3 separate regions of the Homo sapiens genome follow, and regions 2 and 3 are each linked to region 1. Evidence: chromatin contacts called from ENCODE Hi-C data. All regions are on one chromosome and are shown on one strand. Each heading gives the region's core, a stretch centred on a gene start or an enhancer-like site at or near the end of the contact. The rest is flanking DNA. Distances are from core to core; before and after follow the strand shown. Region 1 holds the start of PHKA2 (phosphorylase kinase regulatory subunit alpha 2). Region 2 holds the start of MSL3 (MSL complex subunit 3). Region 3 holds the start of POLA1 (DNA polymerase alpha 1, catalytic subunit).

What was found. A loop is a pair of places that touch in the nucleus more often than their neighbours do. Pooled maps may share reads with other maps.
Region 2: a loop to region 1 is called in a map of B cell, with 31 times the contacts of the local background. The contact joins the promoter of MSL3 here to the promoter of PHKA2 in region 1. A Hi-C loop is called at or near these places in 2 of 168 maps with a recorded cell type or tissue (B cell and CD4-positive, alpha-beta T cell) and 7 of 50 pooled maps.
Region 3: a loop to region 1 is called in a pooled map, with 21 times the contacts of the local background. The contact joins the promoter of POLA1 here to the promoter of PHKA2 in region 1. A Hi-C loop is called at or near these places in 5 of 50 pooled maps.

What each region holds. Positions count from the first base shown.
Region 1 is chrX:18,981,985-18,985,811 of GRCh38, reverse strand. It overlaps PHKA2 (phosphorylase kinase regulatory subunit alpha 2), which reads left to right and starts at 1,698. Exons shown (of 33, transcript NM_000292.3): 1 at 1,698-1,957. The coding sequence starts at 1,880. RefSeq lists enhancers at 864-913, 895-1,395, 1,396-1,896 and a silencer at 1,014-1,703.
Region 2 is chrX:11,755,660-11,759,486 of GRCh38, reverse strand. It overlaps MSL3 (MSL complex subunit 3), which reads right to left and starts at 1,250. Exons shown (of 13, transcript NM_078629.4): 1 at 1,122-1,250. The coding sequence starts at 1,223. It overlaps MSL3-DT (MSL3 divergent transcript), which reads left to right and starts at 1,404. Exons shown (of 2, transcript XR_007068393.1): 1 at 1,404-2,735. RefSeq lists an enhancer at 803-1,097 and silencers at 951-1,330, 1,341-1,490, 1,511-1,710.
Region 3 is chrX:24,691,773-24,695,599 of GRCh38, reverse strand. POLA1 (DNA polymerase alpha 1, catalytic subunit) reads right to left here and starts at 1,682. Exons shown (of 37, transcript NM_001330360.2): 1 at 1,596-1,682. The coding sequence starts at 1,638. RefSeq lists enhancers at 1,421-1,510, 3,213-3,713 and a silencer at 1,701-1,860.

The sequences.
Region 1 (3,827 bases), core at 449-2,948:
CTGTACCAGGCATAGTAGGAGATACCAAAAGACTGTTTCAATGAATAACGTACATTCCAATTAGGAAAATATGCCTCATCCACACATGAAAACATAAATAACAACAGGAGGCAATACATTGTGGCCAAGTGACAACGAAATTAGCTATGATTTATTAAGTATTTTTCTACTAGCCAGGCTTGTGCTAAATGCTTTATATTCATCCTCTTGATCTTAAGTCATCCTGTGAGGTAGGTGCTATGATTATCTCCATTTTACAGATGAGAACACTTAAGTTCAAACATGTAAAACGGGATGCCAAAGGTCATACGACTTGTAAATGACAGAACTGACATTTGAACTCAAAATGAACTGACTCTAAGTCCTAAGCTCTTACTAAACCAATGGCTACAGAAATTCAGAAAATGGGGAAGGCTAATAGAGGAGCTGAGCTGGCCGTTAAGGGAAAGATAGGCTTCAGTTAGTCAAGGAGGAGGAAGAAGGGCCGAAGGGGTCAAGCATAGAGTAAATGCATGGAGACTGGAAAAGAGCTTGCGGAAATTGATTGCATTAGTCTAGCTGTCCAGTAAATTCCTATGTGGGCCAGATTTTGGTGGACAATGAATACCAGGCCGAAGATTGTGAACTGTAGGTTATCAGCAGCCACGAAACATTATAATGAATGCCAAGTTTCAAGCTGTAGACCCGTGGGAGATGAACTGCGAACCTGCCCGAGGAAGCGGCGCCCAAGTGGCTAGGGGCGGGGTCACAGGCGCCAGAGGTGTCGCTGGGGCACCTCTCCGGGCCTTCCCCCTTTTTCTTCCGGGCTGGGTCCCGCTACTCCAGTTCCGCTAGGCGGCGGAGACGGGGCCAGAGGTGGGACTACAATCTTGGCCCTCAGAGGGGTGCCCAGGCGGCCGCGGTAGGCGGCCCTCTTTCTCCGGCCTCGAGTGGGACTGGCACCCGTCTCGGGGGGCTCCACACTACCACGCAGGAAAGCCAACTCGTCCGCCGCCCGAAGCCGGGTTCCCCTAGACTCCCACGGGCCGCCTCCTTTTTCGTCCCCCCCGAGGCCGCGACTCTGAGGGTTCCGCTCTGCGGCGGAGGTGGGGCCAGGGGCGGGGATGTGGGCGGGGCCGTGAGGTCGTTCCAGGGCGCGGGGCGGGGCCGCCCCCTTACCTGTGCCCCTCAGGGTTCCAAACGTTCCACTCCGCGGCAGGGGCGGGGGCGAGTCCGGAGGGCGGGTCCAAGGCGCCCAGGTGGCCGCGGCAGAAGGGCCTGTTTCTCTGGCCTTGGCTGTGGTTGGCAGCCGGCCGGGGAGAGAAGGGACTCAGGGAGGCAACCTGGTTCCCGCCCGTTGCTGATTTCGCAGCGGCTCTCCCGGGCCGCCCCCTTTTCCTTCCTCCTCAGGCCGCGACTTGGAGGGTTCCGCTCCGCGGCGGGGGCAGAGCCAGGGGCGGGGCTGAGCGCGGCCTGGGCGATCTCCCCGGCGGCTGGGGTGGGCTGGCGTCTTCTTCGCGCCCGGGGGACCTCCTCGCGACCGCCGGGACGTAAAAGGGGCTTGGCAGGGGCGTCCTCGCCCCACTCCCGGAACCTGGTTTCCCGCTGCTCCCGCGAGCGTCGGGAGCCCAGCAGGCCTGGCCGAGGCGGGACCTTCGTCGCTCCAGCCCCCGTCCCCGCCCCCGCGCCTCCCCGCCGCGCGGAGCTCTGGTTGGCTTGCTTTCCAACCGGACTTTGGGGCTAGCGTTTAGAAAAGTCTCGACCTCCTCCGGCCCGGTCCCATCCCAAGAACCGACTAAGGCTGTGAGTGTCCGGGAACCAGACCCGCTTGGAGGCCACAGCCCCGACGTCCCGCGCCCACGCGGCAGATCGGGCGCTGCGGCCTGGGAGCCTCGGGGAGATGCGGAGCAGGAGCAATTCCGGGGTCCGCTTGGACGGGTACGCGCGGCTGGTGCAGCAAACCATCCTGTGTTACCAGGTAAGGAGGGACCGCCCCCAGGGAACGCGTGGAACTACCCTCTCATGTAACTCATTCTCCTTCCCAGGTCTGGCCCTCTTGTGACCTGAGACCTTGCAATTAAGAGTTTGCTATTTGAATCTAGTCCTTGCTAGCCAGTGATTACCACCCCATTGCCACCCCGTGCTCCTTAAGATTCAGGGGACCTAACTGTTGCTACGGCTACTTTTCACAGAATTCTTTGGCCATTGTTCAGGATGAGAATGAGCCGCCTCCGTGCCCGGGTCCAAACTGCCTCTTTTTGCATTGACTCTGCTTTTTTTGGACGAGAAGAGGTGTGGGGGGTTTGGACAGACTACACTGAATGAGAACAGTAGACAGGAGTGAAGAAGCTCCTGAAGTTTACGCAGGACTCTGCAGTGTGGGGCGACAGCTACCGTCCCTCCCATGAGCTGTCTTGGTAGAGACCCACCTGGGAAGCCCTTAGGGGCTACTTTGGTTGCTATTTTACAGATAAGAAAATTGTGAGGCTAGAAAGGTCACTGCATGTAGCAGGTCAGACCCAAAGGCTCCCAAGCTCACAGGGTCCTATGACACTGCCCATGTGGTCCGAGGTATGAATTTGCCTGCTATGCTTTGTATTCCTGGGCTAAAATTATGTGTGGGTCCATCAGTGTAAGACCACTGAACTATTTTTATTCCTAGTGAAGACAGCAGCTATGTTTCTTGCCCTCAATCAACAGCAACTATTTATAGGGCCTTCAAAGTCAACGAAGGAAGTGGCATTCAGGGGTTAGAGGCCTGACCTGCAAGTTGGGAGCCATGGTCATTTCCAAGGCACTGACCATTTTCCCTTCTTAACTAATTTCTTAGCCTTGTTTCCTCACTTAGGAAATATTTGTGGTGTATCTGTTATATGCAAAGCACTCTACAAAGTGCTGGGGTTACAAGAATAAATGATCGTAGTGCAGTAACATTTATGCATAAGGTATAGGTCCAAAGTCCCTTAATCTGTTTTCTTTGTTGTTGTTTGTTTGTTTTTGAGACAGGGTCTCACTCTGTCTCCTAGGCTGGAGTGCAGTGGCGCGATCTCGGCTCACTGAAACCTCTGCCTCTCGGGTTCAAGCGATTATCCTGCCTCAGCCTCCCGAGTAGCTGGGACTACAGGCGTGCGCCACCACACCCAGCTAATTTTTGCATTTTTAGTAGTGACGGGGTTTCACTGCGTTGGCCAGGCTGGTCTCGACCTCCTGACTTCAAGTCATCCTCTCACCACGGCCTCCCAAAAGTGCTGGGATTACAGGCATGAGCCACTGCACCTGGCCTCAGAGTCCATTATCTGAAACCCTTTGGACCAGTTGTGGTTTGCCCATCAGAAATGTTTGGCTTTTAGAAAGGTAATATGCGTACAACGTACTATATATACCATAATAACTGCAGCCAGATCTGGGCAGCACCCCTTCATCAAACAGGTTATTACTTCCACATCAGAATATGAATATTCACATAATTTCAGTAAAGGCTGAAAAGAGTTTCATATTAGTTCGGCTCATCTTTTGCCACCAAAAGAGCTTGCTGCAAACTTACGAAAACACTTTAAATTTTCAGAGCTTACTGGCTTTTGAGATTGCACATGAAGGATGATGGTCTTTATTTTGAGAGCTTTGAGGAAGGACCCCTCGCCCAGTTTGTGGGAGCAGTAGAGGAGTCCTGGAAGAGATGATGTTCAAGTTGAGAGCAGAAGAAGTAGGCAGGCAAATCAAGGTTATTTTTCCCCTTCTTCCTTGGAATATATTCTAATTACATCTATAAAGTGTTTTAAAATCCAAGTTGAAAAACCTTTCCCTTCATGACTGTGATGGAGAGGGCTTTAAGGAGAGCTGATGAAGCT
Region 2 (3,827 bases), core at 1-2,500, 7.2 Mb after region 1:
AGAGCTCTGGGAGTTGTAGTCTCCTGGGCTCCCCTATGTCCAGTGCCAGGATGGCTAGCTGGAGACTCTGGAATCCCTCCCTGTTGTGTCCCTAGAGGGAACAACTAAAACTAATGATGGGGCGTGCCCCCCCCCCTCCGCCCCGAGGAGGCTGGAGGGCGAGGAGAAAGAGGGATAGCAGACGCGGTTAAAAGACAGGAGCAGCAGGGGAGGGAACTGAAGGCAGAATATGCTCATCCCTTTAGGGATGTCCTTTAGCATCTCTAATGGACAGAGCTGTCCAGACATCGCCAAAGACACACCTGGGACTGCCCCTGTCCCTGCCGCCTAAGGCTTCGCCCAGGTGGCCCTAGGAACCCAGGTCTCTGAAATGAAAGCACCTGGGTGCTTTCCTTGGGGATCTGGGAGACCTGGTGCCAACTCCTGCCCGCCACCCAAATCTGAGGAGCTGCAAGATGTGGCTCAGCTCCCGGAGACTTAGGTGGACCGGCCCGGGGCGCGATTCCCATCAACTATGGTCAGACCCACGTAAATCCTTCAGAGTTTGAAAACGTAAATGCTGCAAGGCCCTGGGGTACGAAAACACTGGGCCAACCTTGCCCTCGGGATGGGGTTCACGGCCTACAGGCGGGATGGGGCCTAAACTGGACTAGGGTCCCAGGGACACAACGTCGCAAGTCAGCGGCCAGCGCCGTGTAACTATGAATTAGAACCTGGATCGGACGGCCAGGGCGTCCCACAGGAGCCCACCCGGCACCAGGCCGCACAGAAGGAGACATTTAACGCGAAGACAGAAACCGTATTCGAGAAGCCTCCTCCCTCAGCGGCCACCGTTGCAGTCGGGGGCGCAAACGGTAGCCCCGGTAACGCGACAAAGCATGGGCGAGGCTCCCAACCGCGCGTGCGCCGCCCGGCCTGACGGAAGGAAGTGGAAGCATCCCAGACCCCGCCCCGACTCCCGGGCGTAGCGCCCTGTGAGCGCCCCCTGCCGGCCGCACCGCTCCTCGCAGGCCGAGGAGCCCGGCCGGTCCCTCAGCTCCGCGCGGCCGTCCGCCCCCGCCCCCGCCCCCGGTCCCGGGTCCCCCAGCCCGCGCCTCCTCCCTGTCCCTCCGCGGCGGCACCTTGGCATCGTACAGCACTCGCGCCTTGGTGGGGTCAGGCTCGAAGCACAGCACTTTCTCCCCTGAGTGGAATTTAAATTTCATGCCCTCGCTCGCGCTCATTTGCTCATCGTGGCGGAGGGCGAGGCTCCGGGGCGGGCGGAGCGCGCGCGGTGGGGGAGGGCGGGCGGGGGCGGGGAGGCGGTGCGCCGTGGCCGGGGGGGGCCGGGAATGGCGGAGGCTGCGGCCGCCCCGCCCTCGGCCCCTCCTCCGCCCGCCCCGAGCCGCTGCCGGGACCTCGGAGGCGCCTGGCGCGCGCGCTCCCGCCCGGGCGCGTCCCCGCACGTCCCCGCCGGGGCTCCGGGAGGGGTGCGGGCGGGGAGCGCGACCCCCTGGCCAAGGTCTACCGGCAGGACGTCTCCCGTCGCCCCCATGGGAGAGGGTCCCCGCGGCCTCCAGGCTGCGCCCACGTGCGCGCAGGGTCGTCCGTCGCCCCGAGCGCCCGCTCTCCGGCCCGGGCGTGGGAGGCGCCTAGGGAGAGAGAGAGCCGGTCTGGAGTAGGCACCCGGCGGCCGGGAGGCTGGACGGCGTCTGCCCCCAAGAGCTCCCTGGCCGTGCGCGCCGCGTCAGCCCCCTTGGCAGAGCAGCGCGCCGATGAGTGTGGCCACGCTTGGAGAACGCAGCGCTGGAGCTGGCCCCAGGCGGGCAGTGGCCTCGGGCGAGGGCAGAAGGGCACTCCGGGCTGTGAATAGAACACTTGCTTATCCCTTCAGAGGACAAGCCGGTGGCAGGCCTGGAGCCCCCAGTGACGGGTTGAGCAGTGGGCAGCGAGGCAGATGGGTCCTTAAAGAGTAGCTGACGTCTTCAGTGTCAGCTTCTAGCGTGGCCTGACAGCCCCCAGCATCCCCGGAATGCCCCCCACGGTCTATCTGCTCCAATAGACTAAAAATTCCCTAAATAGAAGCACCCTTGAGGCCGCTATCAATATGGTACCTGCACAGAGTGGATGTTAAGTAAATACTTGATGAGCGAATGACAAGTGATGGGAGACTTGAAGGACAAACTTCCAGGGACAGGAAGGACAGTGCTGGGCTTTTTCTTTTGAGTTTTGGAAAGCCGTTGGGCAGTGTAATTACTGGATTAGGACCGGGCTGGAGACCAGCTTCCAGGCTAATCTCTGCGGACCTGGTGAACTTCCCCTTCTCTGTTCTAGCCTCCAGAAAGTTGCATTTGCTTCCCCTCTGCACGCTTCCTTCACCAGGTTCCTGGTATACATCCTTCACATTTCAGCGTGGGCATGCCAACAGAAAAGCCCTCAGGCTTCCCAAGATGAATCATAAAGCCCTGAGGTGTTCCCTCCCAGGACTCTGCTTAACCCCTTTCTTGCATGTACCACTGTGCTATAGAATGGGTTGTTCATTTGCAAAATGACCTCATTAAGACAGTAAGCTCTTTGAAGCTGGGGGTAGGGGTCTTATCCAATTCATCACGGCGTATTCGTGGCACATAATATGGAATGAATGAACAGATTGATTTAGGAAATAGAACCCACAAAACTCAGTGGCCAATTGGATGTGAAGGAGAGGGAAGGAGGAATCTTGAGAGACTTCCAGGTTTTCTGGCCCAAGGAATTGGGTGAGTAATAGCTGCATCCGCCAGAATAAGGCTATACAGAGGAGTTAAAGGTTGGGGGAAGATGGTCAAATGGCCTTTGGGGTAATACGGTGCAGAAACTAGAACTGGAACCATGATTCCTCTCCAGGTTGTGGTGTATCAGAGATGAGAACAGTAGATGGTGGTGTTCCCCACAAATGGCAGGGGCGGCTTGGAAGCACATGTAATTGCACGTCCTGTGTAAACCGTAACTGAAGTATTCACCTTTTTATTTTTCCTGCCCATGATTGGAGAGAGTTCTGCTGCAGGCTCTACCCTTTCAGGGATAGGATTTTAGATGCTTTCCTTTGTTTCTCCGCATTTCCACCCCTTCTTATGTCATTGAGGAATTCCTCTTTCCCCGTCCCTCTAAAAAGTCCAAGAATGCAAAAGCCTTCAGGAACCTAAAAGTTAAAAAGCCTGCCAATGGCAGCACCCCTTACAGTCCTCCTCCAGATTAGGATCCACTAGAGAGGGCTCCACCCTTAATGCAGGACATCATTTTTCCTCTCGGGTGTAAAGGTTAAGAACATGGCCAGCTCTGCAAACCACTCTCCAGGACCCAGTCCCATGCTTGTCACTTTCTAGCTTGTGACCATGGACAACTGGTTAGTCTCTTTGTAATGCACTTTGTTCATGTTTAAAATGAAGGAAATAGTGGCTCCTACTTCATAGGGTTTTTTAGGAGTCAATGAGTCAATTCAGTGTACATGGCTTTGTGTAGTGCCTGACATATAAGGGCTGGGTAAATATTTGCTCTTGACATTAGGCATTTCTTATCTGTTTCTCCGTGTCCCCCATTCATTCATTCATTCATTCAGCAAATATTTATTGGACCTCCTGTGTGCTGGTTGCTAGACACACAAAGTAGAATACATACATTACCCCTGTCCTCCCAGAGGGCACATTTCAGGAGGGCGGAGCAGCAAGCAATCAAGTTCAAGCTTTATGTGCATACCCTGATAAAGCTGGTGTGGAATAGAGGAGACAGAAGAGCTTACTTCTCTCTAGGAGGAGGGAGAGTATCTGAAAAAGCTCCAGAGAGGAAGGCACTCTTGAATTGCAACTTAGGTG
Region 3 (3,827 bases), core at 433-2,932, 5.7 Mb before region 1:
AGGCTGAGGCAGAACTGCTTGAACCCAGGAGGCAGAGGTTGCAGCCAGCTGAGATCACGTCACTGCACTCCAGTCTGGGCAACAAGAGGGAAGCTTTGTCTCAAAAATAAATAAATAAATAAAAATTCCCTGATCTTTTTTCATATATAGTAACAGCTAGTTACAGACCTTTCAACTTTTCACTGCCATTATCAAGGTGCCCTGCCTGCTAATACTGAAGAAAAAAAAAAGCCTACATTTTGTTTTTTGGAGTATGTCTCCAATGCTTCACGTAGGTAACTTAGCAAAAAAAGAATAAGCATGAAAAAAATCCAGCTACAAAGGTTTAAATATTTGTTTCAAAATTACCATCTGGAGTATCTCTATCCTCCCCAAAAGCAGACAGACACTAGCTTACAGCAGTCTTTCAGGTAACAATCCTTCAGTCTGCTCTAAAGGAAAAATTCCAGTCACAAGTCCCCAGCAACTACTTAATGAACACCATGACCTAAGAGGAGTCTCAAGATTGCACAGTATCCTCCAAAGTGATTTCCTGATGTTCATAGATGACGTAGTTTTTAGGATGAAGAAAGGGCTTAGTGGCAAATCACTGATAGAGGCCTGCAAAGACTGTTCGTTCACATACTTACACCCAACATCCTATCTGTAATCCAGGCAGGTCGACTCTCCAAAATAGTCTTAAAAAACGAACGGCTAGAACAAATTGAAATCTGTGACTCACAACTAGGTGAATGCAAAGGAAGCTGATTAGGAAGCGAGTTCTCATTAATGGTGATGTATCTGAATGACAGGAGAGGTGACGCTTGAGCTAACAAAGTGAAGCATCTGATTTTAAGTTAGAAGTTAACTGAAGTCACGCTTTAGTTGAACACTTAAAAAATCAGACAAATCTATTTGCATTTTTGTATTCTATTTTTGGAAATAAAAGACACCCCTGACAAACGGAGTGATATACAGGGGATCCGAAATGCCCTAAATTGATGCCATTTTTTTGAAACTTCACCAGGAATGACTAGATTGTGAACAGGATTTCTACGCAGCACTTGAAGAACTTTCCAAAGAATCTGAAAGAAAAATTGTTAATGCATAAAGTAGAAACCCATTACCTAAAAATACAAAACGCGTTATTCCCCGATGACAGCACTTAGAGCTTTCTTTCCTGCTTAGTTACAATGTATAAAATTTTCCTGGAAGTTCCTACAAAAAGGGACACAGATCTGTTCTGTTCAAGCCTTCAAGTGGATACTTAGGGAGATCGCAGTGAAATACTTTCGGCCCCACGGGGCCAGTCTCAATAAAGTTATACCCAGCACGTGGGTGCAACTCACCAAAAGAAATAGAAACGCAATCGACTGTGGAGACTCTCAGTGGCAGAGGTGAGACAGCCTCCCAAACAAAAATCCCTCCAGGCTCTGGTCCTCCAAGAGCAAACCGCGCCTAAAGGAAGCCCGGTCCGACGCCAGAAGGGCCCCCGCCGGGGACGACCAAGGTCTGCGCCCAAACAAACCCGGGTGTGCGCCTCCCTCAGAACCCCCACCACCGGCAATCATGCCACTGTCCCAACCCGGAGCCCCGCGCGCGGAATTGTCCCTCACCACTCGCCCCTATCTCACAGTCGTCGCCGTGCACAGGTGCCATGGTCCCGAATCTCCCGATTCCGCGCCAACCAGCCCAAAACTGGCGCGGGGGCCGAGACAGGCGCCAGCCTGAAAGCCAATCAGCGGCTCGGGAGGCTGCGGACTTCCGGCCGGAAGGCCACTGACGTGCCGCGCCGCGCCGCGCTCCGCCCCCGGCCTTCCCGCGGACGCGCGTTTGGCGCCCTGTGATGACCCCTTAGGGAAAAGCTAGAGCTGAGGGGAAGCCGGAGGAGAGCAGGAGAAAGAAGCGGTCGGGCGCTGGAAAGGAGCCGCCTGGAGACTGCGCAAGCGCACGCATGCTGATGGGAAAAGATTTGGGCGCGTGGGAGAAAGGGCGCTCTGGTTCTCAGAGCCCATTTTCCCGGAAAGGAGGCGCGGGCGGGCAGGAGAGTGGGCGTGGTTGGATCGTTTTCCCCAGAGCCGGGAAAGCGACTGCCTCCTGCTGCGCGCCCTGAATTTTGCCTGATAGTTTGCTTCTCAGCAGTCTGGATACAGTGGCTGTGTGATTAACAACTTAAAGATATATGCTCCGTCTTAACCAAATAACCAGAAGTAGCATTACCAATAAATGGCCATCTGATCTCATATGCCTCCTGATGTAATGCGTATGAAAAAGGAAAAACTTCGCCTATATGGTCTTCTTGCAAAAAATGTCTAACCTGAATCTAACCATGAAGAAACAATCAGATGTATTCAAAATGTAGGACAATCTACAAAACACCTGACGTGAACTCCAAAATTTCAATGTTATGAAAAACAAAAAGGGTATTCAATTTTTGTGTATGATACAATGGCTGTAATGTGTACATCTCATGTTATCTCTTTCCAAAAAGGTATAACATTTTTATTAAATAATGCCTGCCACACATTTGTATTTTTTCCTACATTATTGCCCACATGCTTATTGATCCCTTCTTCATGTGACAACAATTTTGTAATATTTTCTCCAAAGAGGATATAAAGATAATTCAATCTGTCTTCTAGCATGGTTGATCAATACTTGTTTCTTAATTTCTGATTGTTTAGAAAATGTCTTTCAGCTTCATAATCATTTAATATCATGTTATGTGATCCATATGTTGTGATACATAACATGTAGTAATTTACACTTAGACATAACTTCCTATTTAAAGTACTACGACAGATTTATTCCTACACTTCCCTTTTAAAAACTGATGGAAGTTTTATAGTTTTATTATCAAGCTTTTTCCAACCAGGAGAGAACCATGTTGGCTAGTCATTAATAAGAACCAAATCCTTACCTTAACAATTTCACAGCTGATTACTTCCCACATGCCCGGGTATAACTCTAGGCATTTCAAACCTCTTTTCTCTTTCACTACTGCTGTGGTCTGAATGTTTCTCTCCACATAAAATGTATGCGTTGAAACCTAATCACCAGTGTGGTGGTGTTAGGAGGTAGGGCCTCTGGGAGGTGATTAGGTCATCAGCAGGAACCCTCCCTCATGAATAGGATTAGTGCCCTCGGAAAAGAGGCTCCAGAGAGCTGCCTTGCCCCTTCTTCCATGTGAGAACAGAGCAATAAGGCACCATCTATGGACCAAAAAGTGGGCCTACCCCAAACACTGAATCTGCCGGCACCTTGATCTTGGAATTCCCAGCCTACAGCACTGTGAAAAATAAATTCCTGTTGTTTATTAGCCACCCAGTTTGTGGTATTTTGTTATAGCAGCCTGAACAGACTGAGACAATGACCCACATACTTTGTGGGAAAAGACCTGTAGGACACTTTCTCTTTTTGAGATGGAGTCTCGCTCTGTCATCCAGGCTGGAATGCAGTGGCACCATCTCGGCTCACTGCAACCTCCACCTCCCAGGTTCAAGCGACTCTACTGCCTCAGCCTCCCGAGTAGCTGGGATTACAGGCGCCCGCCACCACACCTGGCTAATTTTTGTATTTTTAGTAGAGATGGGGTTTCACCATGTTGTCCAGGCTGGTCTTGAACTCCTGACCTCAGGTGATCCACTCATCTCAGCCTCCCAAAGTGCTGGGATTACAGGTGTGAGCCACCATGCCAGGCCAGACACTTTCATACCATGATATGTCTTCTGGCCCTACACTTTCAGTTCAAAACTCCTGGTAAGTCATCACACTGGGGTAGAAATATTCCTGGAAGCTATTCCTACACCAAGAAGTCTATGAATAACAGCCCGGCGCTGTGGCTCACG